2 separate regions of the Homo sapiens genome follow, and region 2 is linked to region 1. Evidence: read pairs that join two places in POLR2A ChIA-PET (ENCODE). Cell type or tissue: A673. All regions are shown on one strand. Links, peaks and the distances in the headings refer to the core of each region. The heading gives the core; the rest is flanking DNA.

Region 1 (8,106 bases), core at 1,375-5,374:
TAAATATTTTGGGGGACGACATTAATTGCTACAGTGAGCTGTTCAGCGTATAGCTGAAAGGAGATGGTGGTGACTGCAGCTAGGTGTGGCGCGATCTCCTGTAGATCCAATTTGGTGGTCTTTTTCCAGGGCCCTGACCCGCGCTAGCTGTTACTGATTTTGCCCCTGAAAGTATGTTCTCTGACTTAATTATTTTGGTCTTATTTGGCAAATCATTGCAGTTTACCAAAGTGTGTTTTCTGGAACATTTGATCTTTAAAGTGATCTTCCTAATGACTGTAATATTCCAATTCCACAGAACACACTTTGGGAAATGCAGAGTTAGTGTACTACTGAAAGCCTGGTTTACCCTCACTCATTTCTTGCCTTGTAAAATGATATGGTCAGGAAAGTTAAAATGAAATAATATATGTGACATACTTTGTAAACTCTCTAGAGTGCCATGAAGCGTGTTGTCAAGTGTTTAAGCTTCCTTTTATTAGTCACCATGTAGATTTAGTCACCATGTAGATATGTAGCCATTACCCTTCGAACCTCAAGCCATTACGTTTAGTCACTTTCCCTCTCTGCAGATCGTCACATTTTTTTCATTGCTAACAGTCACAGTTCCTTAGAGTTATTTTGTTCAATTCTGACAAACTTCTGTGCTCATGAAAGTACTTGACAGATACTTGATGCACTTAGAACTGAATGGATGACGAAGCCTTTGCCAGATAAAAGCTTACTGGTTCCATCCACTTTCTCACCAGTGGTCATCAGAGAAATGGATTTCCAGAATTGTAACATTGTAGTTTAATCGTCTAGCAAAGACATTAAGCATAAGCATAAACCATATCTTTGTGTCCCTGTACCCGGCACCATACCTGGCATGTGATTAGCTCTCAGTAAGTATTTAATAACTAAACAAGACACTGAAACCATACACCATTCTTTCCTCATGCTCACATCATGAAATGGAGTCACTGTTTAGAGAGGGAATGTAAATTGGTACACTCAATCTGGAATATGTACCACAACTTTCTAGTATGATTTAAGTAGGAAAAATGTAGGGAAAACATCTGCCTTCGTGTCAGAAGTGAGGGAGTCAAACTTACTGGCTTTCTGTCTGTACTCTGCTTTAAAATTGGATTTTAAATAACGGTTTTAACTAAAAATAGACGCCAAGAAGAAAACATTTCTCTGATGTAAATATCCATTTCCCAGTCCTCACAGGAAATTCACTTAAACTTAAGGCATACAATTATATGGAGTATACTTTGTTTTTAAAAATTACTGTTGAATTACTGTCCTGTATTTAAAAAGACATAGATTCTGTTCATTTATCTCCAGCTTAAGTAAAAAAAATGGCATAATGATATCAAAATATTTTGTTCTTTTAAACAGTTTCTCAAAGGTGTATTTAATGCTAATGTAGATTATATGGTGAAGATATGTTTCTTTGAAAAGATGACATACAAAAACAATTCTAGGATATCAGTAGCAAAAACTATGACATATGTGCCTTTGATGTCATTGTACCGTATATCCTTTTGTATAGCTAAAATGGCTATTCTGTGCATTTTGGTTTAATTGCTATAGTGAAAATTACATTTTTGAAGAGCTAGAAAAGCTTTTCAAAACTTGGAAATGTTGTTATCCTTCATATTATGAAAAGTACTAGTTTTAGTCTTCCACCATGCAAAGACCTTTTTAAAAATGATCTTTTAAATATTATTTTCATGATAAATAATTTACCATTTGTCTGTGGAAGAGAAATACTGCTTTCTGCACACACTTGTGTATGTGTTCCAAAATCATGTAATAAGATTTTTGGCTGTTAGAGTGACATGTGACTGTAATGGTTTTCAGTAGAGTTTGTTATTATAATGTATTAGCAAAGAACCAACATTTATAAAGATAGAAAGCTTTACAAGAAATGCTAAGATCTTCATAATATTACCAGTTGCTTTGTTATGATTTTATTGCTCTAATTTTCTAGGATTGTAAAATTATGTCTAATTATTGACATGGGTACAGGATGTTGCGTGAATACAGGGAACTCCAAATTCTTGATTGTGGCTATTTGTGGTATGTCCTGCCAATCTATAAAGGGTTCAGCTGCCTCTTATGTGTAGATGATGCAGTGGCCTGTTGCTGAACTAGAAATCAGCTGTTGCTTTAAATGACAGATTAGCAGCTCCCTCCTCCACAATCCCAAACTACCATACCCAGACCTAGGTGTAAGTAGAAACTAAAAAGAGATTAACCAAAGTTACTTCTTCGCTGTAGTCAGAAAAACGTAAAGGATATTGAAAAAGCAAATGTTGGGCATAATCATATGTAGCATTTTATGTTTCAGTTTGTGGTAAGAAGTTTTTCAAAGTACCTTAACAATGGAAATACCTTTCTGCTATTTTCATTCCATCATTGGAATTAGCACTTAGAAACTATCCCTTTAAGTGCTATTGAGTCTTCAGTTATTGCTTAACCACATTGTCCTTTATCTCAGTGCCTGTGAATTAGAGATCTGTCTTTACATTTATTATAGTACTAGGTAAATAGGCATTTATACCAACTGTAACATAAACAGAGATTCCATGTAGAATATGGATAATTATTTTTAGTCTATTTCTGTTCACACTGTTAAATTAACCTTGTTTTTGTTTATTTTCAACTCTGAGTATATCTCAATATCTACTATGCTTTATTTTTCTCTTCCGATTTCTGTTCTCTGCATACTCAATATTTTCTGGAGAAATTTACAAACTGGCTGAAACATCTAGTTTAGCTTTAAGTGATTTGTTGTTGTCGTTTTGTTTTTAAATGTTGCCCAGGCTGGACTCAAACTTCTGGGTTCAAATGATTCTCCTGCCTCAGCCTCTAGAGTAGCTGGGACTATAAGCTGGTGCCACTGCAGCCAGCTTCCAAGTGGATCATTTATTGAAGTTCAGCAATATTAGAGTGGATCCTTGAACAACAGAGAGGTTAGGGGAGCCAGCCCCCCATGTAGTGGAAAATCCATGTATAACTTTTTGACTTCCCCAAAGCTTAACCACTAATAGTCTACTGTTGACCAGAGGTCTTACTGATAATATAAATAGTTAATTAACGTGTATTTCTTATATGTATTGTGTATTATATTCTTACAATATAGTAAGCTACAGAAAAGGAAAGGCGAAGAAATCATAAGGAAGAGAAAATATATTTACTATTCCTTAAGTGGAAGTAGATCATCATAAGTGTCTATCCTTGTCTTCATGTTGAGTAGGCTGAGGAGGAAGAGGAAGGGTTGGTTTTGCTGTCAGGGTGGCAGAAGTGAAAGGAAAGACAGAAGAGGCAGGCACAGTATAACTTTACAGAAATACATTGTAATTTCTGTCTGGCTTTTTTGCTTTTTCATTTCTCTAAAAATGTTTCTATATGGTACCAATCCTCCCACTGTTAGTTTCAGTGCCTGTATCATGGGAGGATCCCTGTCATAAAAGAAGTCAAAGCAGTCTTGGAGAATCAAACCCATTTGCCAGATTGCCTGATGTTACTTTGCTTTCTGGCACTGCTTCTTCTTTGTCTTCTTCCTCATCGTCTGGCACTGCTTTAGAAGCACTCATCTCCATCAAGTTGCTTCTGTTAATTCCTCTGGTTTGGTATCTGTTAGCTCTTAAATTTCTCTAAGATCCATATCTCGAAACCCTTCACCCACCCAACCCCCCACCACCTTTTTTTTTTTTTTGCCATATCTGCAATCTCTTTCATGATTTCCTTGACTGACTCTCATAAATCCTGTGAAGTCATGTGCAACATCTGGGCATAGTTTTCTCCAGCAGGAATTTTTTGTTTCAGGCTTGATGGCTTTAAAGGTTTTTTCTGTAACAGCAATATATCTTCAATGATGAAATTCTTCCAGACATTCATGACATTCTCTCTGTTGGTGTTCTCTTCCATTGAATTGACAGTCCCTTCCCTAGAGTATCGTGTCTAATGACCCTTAAAGGTCCTTATGACCCCCTGATCTAGATGCTGAATTAGAGATATTGTGCTTGGGTCAAGTAGACTATTTTGACATCTTCAGTGTTGAACTCCTGGGATCTGGGTGGCCAGGGGCATTGTCTAATATCAAAGGAACTTTAAAAGGCAGTTCCTTACTGAGAAGGTACTTCCTGACTTTACAGACAAAGCATGGAAGGAACCAATCCAGAAAAAGGGTTTTGTTATCTAGATGGTTTTTTTTATTTTTTGCTTTTTGTTTTTGTTTTGTACAACCAAAAGACTGGCAGCTGGTGTTTATTTTTTCCCTTTAAGGCTCAAGGGTTAAAAGCTTTGTAGATAAGAGCAGTCCTGATCATAAACTTGACTGCATCTGCACAAAACAGTGGATGGAGTTAGCCTATCCTTTCCTGCCATAAATCCTGTGCTTGCTTCTCTTCTTTACTAATATCTTGTGGCATTTTTTTCCCAAAATAGGGCACTTTCATCTGCATTAAAAAACCTGTTCAGTGCTAGACACAGTGGCCTACACCTGCACTCCCAGCACTTTGGGAGGCCGAGATGGGAGGGTCACGTGAGCCCAGGAATTTGAGACCAGCCTGGGCAACATAGTGAGACCCCATGTCTATAAAAAATAAGAGCATTAGCTGTATGTGGTGGCATGCACCTGTGGTCTCAGTTTCCATCTCAGGAGGCTGAGATGAGAGGATCACTTTAGCCCAGGAGGTTGAGGCTGCAGTGATCCAAGGTCATGCCACAGCACTTCAGCCTGGGCAATAGAGTGAGATCCTGTCTCTCGCTCTATAAAAAACAAAACAAAAATAACAAAAACAAACAAACAAACCTGTTTAGGCAGATAACCTTTCTCCTGAATGATTTTCTTAATGGTGTCTGGGAGCTCCTCTGCTGCCTCTTGGTTGGCAGTAGCTGTTTCTTCTGTTTTCTTGACGTTTTTAAGCCAAACCACTTCTTCAGATTATCAAACCATTCTCCAACTGGCATTCTTCAACTTTAAATCCTTTTTTTTTTTTTTCCTTTAAGTTGTTAATAGAAGTGGTGAGAGCAGACATTCTTCCCTTGTTCCTGCTCTTAGGAAGATACTATTTAGGCTTTCACCATTTCCTTTGATGTTAGCTTTAGGTCTTTTTCATATGCTATTTGCTATATTGGCACAGTTCTCTTTATTTCCTGTTTGCTGAGTTTGTATCAGGAACAGATTTTAGATTTTATTTACTTTTTTATTCTGTGGAGATGACCAATTTTTGTTCATTTTTGGTCTGTTAATACAGTGAATTATACTGATTGATTTTTCTAATACTAAACCTTGTATTCTTAGGATAAATACCACTTGATCATGATGTATTATCCCTTCTAACATTGTATTTGATTTGCTAAAATTTTAAGAATTTTTTATGTTCATGAGGTATATTTGTCTGTAGTTTTCTTGTAACATCTGTGTCTTGTTATCAGAATAATGCTAGCCTCAATTGAGAAGTATTCTTTTCTTTTAGTTTTTCTACTTAAGAGTAGTTTACATACCGCAATTACAGTGTTGTAATATTCTGTTTTTCTGTGTACTGTTACCAGTGAGTTTTATACCTTCAGATGATTTCTTGTTGCTGATTAGCATCCTTTTTTTTTCTGATTGAAGTACTCCCTTTAGCATTTCTTGTAGGACAGGTCTGGTGTTAATGAAATCTGTCAGTTTTTGTTTGTCTGGGAAAGTCTTGATTTCTACTTCATGTCTGAGGGATATTTTTGCTGAATATACTATTCTAGGGCAAAAGTTCTTTTTCCTTCCTCACTTTATGCCTTTCCCCTCTATCCTGGCCTGTAAGGCTCCCACTGAAAAGTCTGCTGTCAGATGTATTAGATCTCCAGTGTATATTTTCCTTTCTCTTGCTGCTTAAAGAGTCTTTTCTTTATCCTTGACCTTTGGGAGTTTGGAGTATTCAATGTCTTGAGGTAGTCTTCTTTGGGTTAAATCTGCTGGTGTTTTATAACCTTCTTGTACTTGGATATTAATATCTTTCTCTAGGTTTAGGAAGTTCTCTGCTTATCCCTTTGAATACACTTTCTACCCCTGTCTCTTTCTCTACCTCCTTTTTAAGGCCAATAAGTCTTGGATTTGTCCTTTGGAGGCTTTTTTCTAGATCTTGCAGATGTGCTTGTTTTTTTAATTCTTTTTTTGTCTCCTCTGTTTTCAAATAGCGTGTCTTCAAGCTAACTCATTCTTTCTTCTGCTTGATCAGTTTTGCTATTAAGAGACTCCAATGTGCTCTTCAGTATGTCTGTTGCATTTTTCAACTGCAGAATTTCTGCTTGATTCTATTTAATTATTTCAGTGTCTTTGTTAAATTTATCTGATAGGATTCTGAATTCCTTCTCTGAGTTATCTTGAATTTTTTTTAGTTTCCTCAACACAGCTATTTTGAATTCTCTTTCTAAAAGATCACATATCTTGGTTTCTCCAGGATTGGCCCCTGGTGTCTTTTTTATTTTGTTTTATTTTTTGAGATAGGGTCTCACTCTGTCACCCAGGCTGGAGTGCAGTGGCATGATCTCGGCTCACTGTAACCTCTACCTCCTAGGCTTAGGTAGGTGATCCTCCCACCTCAGCCTCCCACGTAGATGGGACCACAGGTGCACACCACTGCAGCTGGCTAATGTTTGTATTTTTTGTAGACACGGCATTTCAACACGTTGCCCAAGCTGGTCTTGAATTCCTGGGCTCAAGTAGTCTTCCTGTCTCAGCCTCTCAAAGTGTTGGGATTACTGGTGTGAGCATCGTGCCCAGCCTTGGTGTCTTATTTAGTTTGTTTGATGAGGTCATGTTTCCTTGGATGGTCTTGATGCTTATGGATGTTTGTTCATGTCTGGGCATTGAAGAGTTAGGTATTTCTTGTAGTCTTTCTAGTCTGGGCTTGTTTGTATTTGTCTTTCTTGGGAAGGCCTTGCAGATATTCAAAAGGACTTGGATTTTGTAATCTAAGCCATACCTGCAGTAAAGGACAACCCAATCCCAGTAACACTGTAGTTCTAGTAGACTTGTAGAGGTACGTCCTTGGTGGTCTTCAATAAGATCCAAAAGAATTCCCTGTATCATAGGCAGTCTCTTATTCTCTTCCTTTACTTTTTCCTAAAGAAACATCATTTCTCTCTCTGTTCTGAGCTGCCTGGAGCTGGGGGAGGGGTGACACAAGGTCCTCTGTTGCCACCCGTACCAGGACTGTGCTGGGTCAGACCAGAAGCCAGCACAGCACTGGGTCTTGCCCAAGGCCCGCTGTGACCCCTACCTGGTTACTGCCTATGTTTGCTCAAGACCCTAGGTATCTGTAATCAGCAGATGGTGAAGCCAACCAGGCTTGTGTCCTTCCCTTCAGGTTGAGGAGTTCCTCTAGACCCCAGGTGGGTCCAGAGATGCCATCTGGGAGCCAGGGACTGGAGTTAGAAACCTCAGAAATCGGCTGGGTGTGGTGGCTCAAGCCTGTAATCCCAGCACTTTGGGAGGCCAAGGCGGGCGGATCCCCTGAGGTTGGGAGTTCGAGACCAGCCTGACCAACATGGAGAAACCCCGTCTCTGCTAAAAGTATAAAATTAGCCAGGTGTGGTCGTGCAAGCCTATAATCCCAGCTACTCAGGAAGCTGAGGCAGGAGAATCGCTTGAACCCAGAAGGCAGAGGTTGTGGTCAGCCGAGATCGTGCCGTTGCACTCCAGCCTGGGCAATAAGAGCAAAACTCCACCTCAAAAAAAAAAAAAAAAAAAAAGAAAGAAAGAAGAAAAAAAAAAGAAACCTCAGAAATCTTCCTGGTGTTTTATTTTACTGTGGCTGAGCTGGTACTCAAACCATGAAGCGTGGTCTTTCCCAGTCCTTCCTCCCCTTTCCACAGGCAGAGGAGCCTCACGCATTGGCCACCACCACTACAGGCCCATGGGGAGTACTGTCAGGCTACCGCTGATGTTCACTTAAGACCTGAGGGTTCTTCAGTCAGCTTGTGGTGAGTGCTGCCAGACCTAGGACTCACCATTCAGGGCAGTGGGCTCCTTTCTGCCCCAGTGCAGGTCCAGAAATGCTGTCCAAGAGCCAAGGCCTAGAATCAGGGACTCCAAGAGTCCACTTGGTGCTCTACCCCACTGTGGCT
Region 2 (8,106 bases), core at 2,622-6,621, 130 kb before region 1:
TATGTATAAAAGAGGAATATATATATATATATATGAAAGAGAAATACATTATTATTATAAGCCACTGAGACCTGGGGGGGTCATGATTACTGTAGCAAAGTGGAGTAATGCATAAATGAATTATTTATCACCTGCTTCTTCTGCCTAACAATATAGTGTGGACATCTTTACAGATGTAAACATAAAAAGGTGGTGTTGCAGAAACTGAATTCCAAATAGACTAGGTGCCTTGTTCCAGGTGACGGAATTAGTAAGAGAGACAAAAGTCAATTTTATATTCCTATTCTGATTTGCAATCCAGTTTTCTAATTAAAGCAAAGGAGGGGGTAATCTTGGACATTTTGCTGAGATTACAGGAGGTGTATGAAGACCCCCATGCTACTGCATGATTGTTGGGCTGAAAATTCCAAACTCACTCATGCTGTACTAATGAGTTAATACTAATTGGAAAATGGTAATAAGCTGAAATGTGTGTATTGTGCTTTCCACAAAAAAGTGTTTTAGAAGGAGTGGGGCACATTATAAGAGTTAATCCTTGTTCTTTATCTCTGCAGCCATTGGGTCTGGGATCACTACTGACAATTAAGTAGCTTGCTACTTTCAATCCATTTTGCATGCTTTACCGAACTGCCAATCTGTTTTGCGTGATTTAACATAATTGCCTGCCTTTGCCCTGGAGGCTGAATGCTTAGCCTGCAAGGGCCACTAGTGGAAGGATATCTTGGCCAGCATCTGTCCATGCTCCATCTGGTTTAAGGCACTGTTTCCATCTCTTTTCCTATCTTACACTTATAAATAAATAACAGCCTTGTATAGCTAACTTTCAGAAAGAATAAATGTTGGTAAACCATCACTATTGTTAAAAAAAAAAAAAATAGCCAGCAGCTTACAAATCCCCATGGTTGCAGCCCTCACATGCTATCTTGATAACATTTACAGGTGATAAAATGGCCACTGGTGGTCTTCAGAAGCCTAGACCCAGTAGGCCAATACAGGAAGACTTTTCCTTCCTTGTTTATACTGAGTAGGCAAAACTCCATTACAAATAACTGATTTCTATGCAATCATAGAGATGAGAATAGTTAAGCAGTTTCTTTTATCAGTATCTTCTTTTTCTCAGACCTGTTGGCACTTATACACATAAACATACAGCATACTTGCAGAACGCTACAAGTTGTTCACCTTTTTCACCAGATCAATGTTCTACTTCTTTTTGCATAGGCCTTTAGAGATCCTCTTAGCAGTAGACTAACCCCTCAATTTACAAGGAAGAAAAATAATACCCTTGGAACTGAAAGAGCATTTCCTGGGTCATAAAGTGAGTGGCAGAGCGGAGACTAGAATCCCATCTCCTGACTCCCCATCCAGTGCTCTTTCCATTCCAAGCCACGTCCATAGTAAGTGTATAACCAAGACGGAATTTGTGTAAGACCTGTTCAAAACAGGACCAAGATGTCACCAACGAATCTTCTAGAATGTTTAACCACCAAGGAAAGTGCCCTGTCAATGGGTATAAACCCTGGAAAGGACTAGGAGCAAAGATGTCTACTAAGGTGAGGAATGGGAACAGACACAGGCCGTCATCGGATGACAGAAGTGTGACCAAGTAAGTATCTACAGTCCTCACATTGTCTCTCCCAGGAGATCGAGTCAGGATTCGTCAGAGATAGCATCCTCAAGAACAAATGGACAAGAAATACTGAGCGGGGGTAGTTGTTAAGCCACTTCAGATGTATTAACCCCTTAGCCCAGCAAGATCTGAGTTTGGTCTGTGAGAGGCAGAAGCAACTTTAACCCTGCTGGCTCCCATGAGATTCATGATTCTCCTCACCCAGCCAGGAACCTTCAGTACCCTGGGCTGAATGCAGAGCCACATTCTCTGGCCAGATTCAGGGCTTCACCAGAGTGTCCACATTTTGCCATGACCCAGATGTCATCTGGAACTATGAGGAGGGTCAGGGAAGGCAAGATCCTGACAAAACAGGGTAGGGGGAAAACTAAACTCAGCAGATAACCCTAAAATACCGATGACCAATCCAAGCTCAAGCTTCCAAGAGGGAATTAGAAATGCCCTTCATGAGAGGCTCACACAGGACTTAGTCTATTTGTTTTTAAAACACTAGGTTATTCTTAGGCACACAGTTTCATAAGGTCCCCAAGATAAGCCAGCTAAAAAGGTGAGACACACAGGCTCAGCAACAGGACTTGTGGAAAAAATTAGGTCATTCATTGTTCTAAGGCCTCAGAGGGCCAACAATCTAAATGGCTTTGCTTTTTGAGCTTTAGACAATTGTTGGGGAAATGGGGTGGGTGAAGAAACCTCGCGCTATTCAACAGTGTAGAAAACAGCCATGGTGTGAATAATCCTAATAGAAAGATCTGTTTCCTGTAAGTAGGAAGAGTTGTAAATCAGTAGAATTTTTGGTAGAAACCTCTACATAGATTATTCTTGACATTTTAAATTTCTTTCCCTTTTCTCCTTTCTCTCAACTCCCTCAAATAGCCTGTGCTCACTGAAAAAAACGAATTTTAAATGCCAAATAAATCTTCACTCTGACTACAAAACTCCACTGTGTAGGCATTCTGTCACTGCTTATTATTAAGTAATTTCTGTGTTCAAAATGTAACCTGTTTTCCCCTTTTCTCTTTCTTTCAAACTCCCCCCACCTTCTACACTCCCAATCTGTTGTTTCTCAAAGCTTACCCACAAGGCAGGGCAAGGAGAGTTTCACCTGCACATTCCTCTGGAACTCAGAAAGCAGGGTTAAGTGGCAAGATCAAGGATATAGAGCCAGCCAGGGGCAGAGCAAGAACCTGGAGGCCCTACCACCCAGGGCTCAGCTTGCCTCATTATTATACTGCCTCTTGAAAACCCTTGCTGAGATTTGAGTTCTTCCAGCTTTTATTGTCACCATTAAAAATATTAATGGTCCAACAATGCAAAAGCCCAACTAGAGTTTCCTTGAAATGCCTTACCACGGTGGAGGCACACTGTGTGTGAAGCATCATTAAACTCCGCTGCCTGCCCATGGACCAAGCAAGGGGAAAGAGCAATAGATCCTTCTTGTAAAACCAAGGGTATATTCAAAGTCACCCTCATTAGCCTGAGCTTTTCACCCATATTACAATCATGGCTCTGTTAATAAGAGGACCCCATCACAGTAGCACTCTGGTGTCAGCATCTTCATTACCAGAAGTAGACATTGTATCTGAGATGTCAAGGTATGTTTCAATGCTGGATTTTTCTTGCAGGAGAGCCTTGGTGAATCACTCTTTTTTCTCTCTCCATCCCCTTGCCTTGCATATTTTGCAATTACAAATGTGCTTCCACATTTATGATGAGAGCTACCAAGGGCTGGATTCAGAAGTACCATTCTGCTCCAGAATGCTGGGCTATGTGGGCTCCAAGTGTGACCCTGCTCTGGGGAGGCTGGAAGCCAAGGAGCACCTCCAGGAACAAATTGTAATAAGACATGGCCAGTTATTCATCCTCCTGACCAAGACCATGTGCTGAGAGGATCAGAGCTGCTGCCTGAACCCCAGTAGTCAAAACAAAAGAGGATTGCTATTGAAGGTATCTATTGGTATAGCAACACTAAGCCAGATTTAGAGCACAAGTCTTCCAAATCAACATTTGAGCTGTCCACTATGAGAAGCTTGGGGCTATACCATTAAATTCTAATTTTAATCATTCATCCTGAGATGTTTGATATTTTGATATCAAAAAGCCTTCAAAGGTTGATCCTGGATGGCATCTGCCTGAATCTTACCTGACAACAGCATGCAAAGGAAGGACACCTGTATCCTAACCCCAGTTCCAGCCATAACTGGCCATCTGACAAAGCTATAGGACCTCTCTCAGCCTTCTCAGTTTCCTTATCAGAGCAAAGGTGATACTTCCTACTAAGGCAAGTACTTCAACAATGACATTAGGTAATACAGGCAAAGACACACGGGAAAAAGTAAAGCACTGTGGTCATGAGGGAGACAATTGTGTTTTTTTTTTTTCTTCCTTTGCTTGTGCTATTATCCTGCCATGTGAAAACTTGAGGACTCTGGTTAGTCAGAGCCAATGTCAGAAGATTTTAATCATCCCCAGTGTCCATTTATAAGAATTTCCTGAAGTCTTGGTGTATGTTATGGTTTGGATGTGCTTTGTCCCTGCTGAAACTCATGGTGAAGTTTGATCCCCAATGTGGCAATGTTGTGAGGTGGAACCTAGAGGGAGTCGTGGGTCATGGGGGGTGGATCCCTTATGAATAGATTAATGCCCTTCCACAGGGGTGAATGAGTTCTCATTCTTGTGTGAATGGATTAGTTTCCTCCAGGACAGGCTGTTAAAAAAGAGTCTGGCTTCTTCAGTTTTCCCCTCTTGCTTCCTCTCTTGCCATGTGATCTCTTTGCACATGCCTGCTCCCCTTTCATTGTCTGCTATGAGTCAAAGCAGCATGAGAACCTCACCAGATGCAGCTGCCCCACCTTGGACTTTTTGGCCACCAGAATCATGAGCCAAATAAACCTCTTTTTTTTTTTTTTAACAAATTACCCAGTCACAGCTAACACAAAAATGGACTAAGACAGTGTATTCTCTTTCTAATATCAATAATACATACCTCTACAGGGGATATGGATATATGTCCTTTTTATTTATTTTTTATTTTTTGAGACAGAGTCTTGCTCTGTTGCCTAGACTGGAATGCAATGGCACAATCTCGGCTCACTGCAGCCTCCACCTCCCAGGTTCCAGTGATTCTCCTGCCTCAGCCTCCCGAGTAGCTGGGATTATAGGTGCCCACCACCAGGTGTGGCTAATTTTTGAATTTTTAGTAGAGACGGGGTTTTGCCATGTTGGTCAGGCTGACCTCGAACTCCTGACCTCAGGTGATCTGCTGACCTCGGCCTCCCAAAGTGCTGGGATTACAGGCATGGGCCACCATGCCCAGCCATGTGTGTGTTCTTACCCAAGCCTTTCAATGACACAGGAACCAGTTTCAAAGAATTTTTTTAATGTATTTCCTGTTAAGGATGGCTTCTTCTCGGACCTTCTCTCCAGTATCAACCTAAAATCAAAGGTTACCACGCAGCCTGCAGGGTAACCTGGACTTTTATGTAAACCTGTCTTGTGATGTTGTGAGATGCAAATGGATAAAAATTACTGAGATGGCAACTGTTTGAAAAGCAGCCTGCCCTTGGAGCAGAGGCCTCCATTACTCAGCCTAAACAGTCATCATGGCCTCTATTTGTTAAAAACAAAATAAAACCATGTTAAATCAAGTTCAGCCTAAAGCTCTCTGCTTACATATTTTAAGTTCAGCCTAAAGGTTTTTCTGTACATTGTGAACTATAACAAGTGGAGGTGTAACCAGACCATAGCCTACACTTGTGCCAGTCACCAAGTTTTGGCCAATCCAATGTAGCTAACAGTTCAACCATGTACAAATAAGGCAAATGCCGAGCTGTAACCAATGCAGCTGTTTCCATACCTCACTTCCATTTTCTGTACATCACTTTCCTTTTTCTGTTCATAAATCTTGTTCCACCACGTGGCTGCGCTGCGCCCCTGAGCCTACCCTGGCTCAGGAGGCTGCCCGATTCGCGAATTGTTCATTGCTCAATTAAACTCCTTTAAATTTAACTTGGTTGAAGTTTTTCTTGGTTTTTTTTTTTTTTTTTTTTGAGACGAAGTCTCACTGTCGCCCAGGCTGGAGTGCAGTGGCGCGATTACAGCTCACTGCAACCTCTGCCTCCCAGGTTCAAGCAATTCTCCTGCCTCAGCGTCCCGAGTAGCTGGGATTACTGGCATGTGCCATCACACACAGTTAATTTTTGTATTTTTAGTAGCGATGGGGTTTTGCCATGTTGCCCAGGCTGGTCTCAAACTCCTGGCTTAAGGGATCCACCTGCCTTGGCCTCCCAGTGTGCTAGGATTACAGGCAAGAGCCACTGTGCCCAGCTAAGTTTTTCTTTTATCAACCAAAAAACCCCGAGTGACTCAGAAAGTAACTTGCACTAGGAAAAAAGAAAGAGAAAGAGATAGAGATAGAGAGGTGGATTAAAGAGACTTAAAGTCATGTTGATATGTACTCTGTACCCCCAGATACAAGGCCATGAGAAGGAAACTTTATTCTATGCGAAGAATCAGTGGTATTCTTCCCCAAAACCCATAACCTTAGTCTAATCATAAGAGAACATCAGACAAATCCAAATTGAGAGACTTTCTACAAAATATCTGACCAGAACTCTTCAAAATTGTCAAGCTCATGAAAAACAAGACTGACTAATGCACAAATCAGAGGAGTCTAAGGAATCATAATGACTATTAATAAATGTATTGTGGTCTCCTGAATTGGAAAAAAAGTGGCATCAAGGGAAAAACTAGTGAAATCTGAATAAAGCCTATAGGTTAGTTAATAGTAATGTACCAATGATTACCTCAGTTTTGACAAGTATGCAGTAATTATGTAAGATGCTAATATAAGGGGGACTGGGTGAAAAGTACACAGGAACTCTCTGTACTGTGTCTGCAACTTTTCTGTAAATCTATGATTATTCCAAAATAAACAGTTTATTTTGAAAAGGGGCAAAGAAAGACTTAATAAACATATCAAATAGTCATATTGTAGGACTTTACTTGAATCATGATGAAACTATTTTAAAAATTTGTTTATGAGACAACTGAAAATTTAAATACAGTATATTTGATTATATTAAGAAATTAATTATTAACTACTTTTAAGCGTATTTGTGATATTGTTACATTTTTAAAAAGAAGTGTTTAATTTTTAGAAAAACAAACTAAAATATTTACAGATTAAATGATATGATGTCTTGAATTTGCTTCAAAAATAATACAGGAGGGAGAAATTAGTAGGGATATAGGTTAACAAGATGTCAGAAAATAATTACGGAAAATGAGTGATGGCATGATAGTTTGGTTGTGTTTTGTTTTTGAGATGGAGTCTCGCTCTATCGCCCAGGCTGGAGTGCAGTGGCGCGATCTTGGCTCACTGCTACCTTTGCCTCCCGGGTTCAAGCGATTCTCATGCCTCAGCCTCCTGAGTAAGCTGGGATTACAGGCATGCACCACCATGCCAGGCCAATATTTGTATTTTTAGTACAGATCGGGTTTCATCATGTTGGCCAGGCTGGTCTTGAACTCCTGACCTCAGGTGATCCACCTGCCTCAGCCTCCCAAAGTGCTGGGATTACAGGCGTGAGGCACCGCATCTGGGGAGAGTTCATTATTTTTATTTTGTCTTGTTTTGTATATGTTTGAAGTTTTCCAGAATTAAAAAAACTAATTTTAAGAATCCAAAGAAGAAAAACCATAAGCCCCTAACATTTCGATCACATAGCATTATCTTTGCTGCTGTATTTGCCACCTCAGCAACTCTCCAATTATTGTCATTCAGTTTGCCACTCTTACCAAACCACAGATGAGCTCTGGAGCCGAAGTCCTCTCTAGATCTGTCCACTCACATGAGCCTCTGGAACTTATCAAGCATATGAAAACATCGTCATTCACCTGGAAAATTAACGCCAGGAAGCAGAAGGGGTTTTTGCCTACTCTGCTGGCTACAGGGGTCATCTAGGCCCAACAGCAAGGAAATAAGGGTGTCTGTGCAAGCCTCAGGGCAGCCCCATCCTTCATCCAACTGTAAGAGCAGAAAGGTCCCTCCTCTCTCTCTTGGAGATGGTTTAGACACTTTAGTTCCTTTCAACCTCGAAGCAAATTGGATCTGAATGCAGATGAGCAAGAATAGAATAGAGACAAGTCAAGACTTAAGTTTAATGCAAACCTTTTTTCCCCCCAGTGCAGAAGTCTTATTAAAGAAACAGCATGATGCTGACAGGATAGTGTTTGTAAGTAGAAATAACACTTATTATAACAAGTTAGAACAGCAGGCAGATAGGTTTGTTTGTTTGTTAATTATATCTGGTTTTATTTTCTAATGAGTGCCTTAAGAAAGGGGGGAATCATTCTGACAGCTGTTTGAAACTAACTTTTAAGTCCTCTTAGTAAAATGATGTGGAGCCATCCGGTTCTATGAAGCAACAAGAGGTTCCCCCACCCACCATTTTGTCCATCGGATCCATGAAGATTAA

What was found. ChIA-PET counts read pairs that join two places held together with the same protein. Peaks named below come from ENCODE experiments on the same cell type or tissue, not always from the same donor. Only the 100,000 strongest peaks of a DNase experiment are listed, where the experiment ranks them.
Region 2: POLR2A ChIA-PET joins it to region 1 with 5 read pairs; 4 of 35 experiments call an interaction of 5 or more read pairs at or near these places.

The regions. Positions count from the first base shown.
Region 1 is chr2:39,404,243-39,412,348 of GRCh38, reverse strand. All of the region lies in intron 1 of MAP4K3 (mitogen-activated protein kinase kinase kinase kinase 3), which reads left to right. Among named protein-coding and RNA genes, the nearest start is that of MAP4K3, 29 kb to the left of the region's middle. RefSeq lists an enhancer at 3,334-3,483. In A673, for the core only: no CTCF peak of the experiment used is centred there; no DNase peak of the experiment used is centred there; H3K27ac peaks cover 1,021 bases.
Region 2 is chr2:39,535,269-39,543,374 of GRCh38, reverse strand. The region is part of intron 5 of MAP4K3-DT (MAP4K3 divergent transcript); the gene reads right to left. Among named protein-coding and RNA genes, the nearest start is that of MAP4K3-DT, 100 kb to the right of the region's middle. In A673, for the core only: no CTCF peak of the experiment used is centred there; no DNase peak of the experiment used is centred there.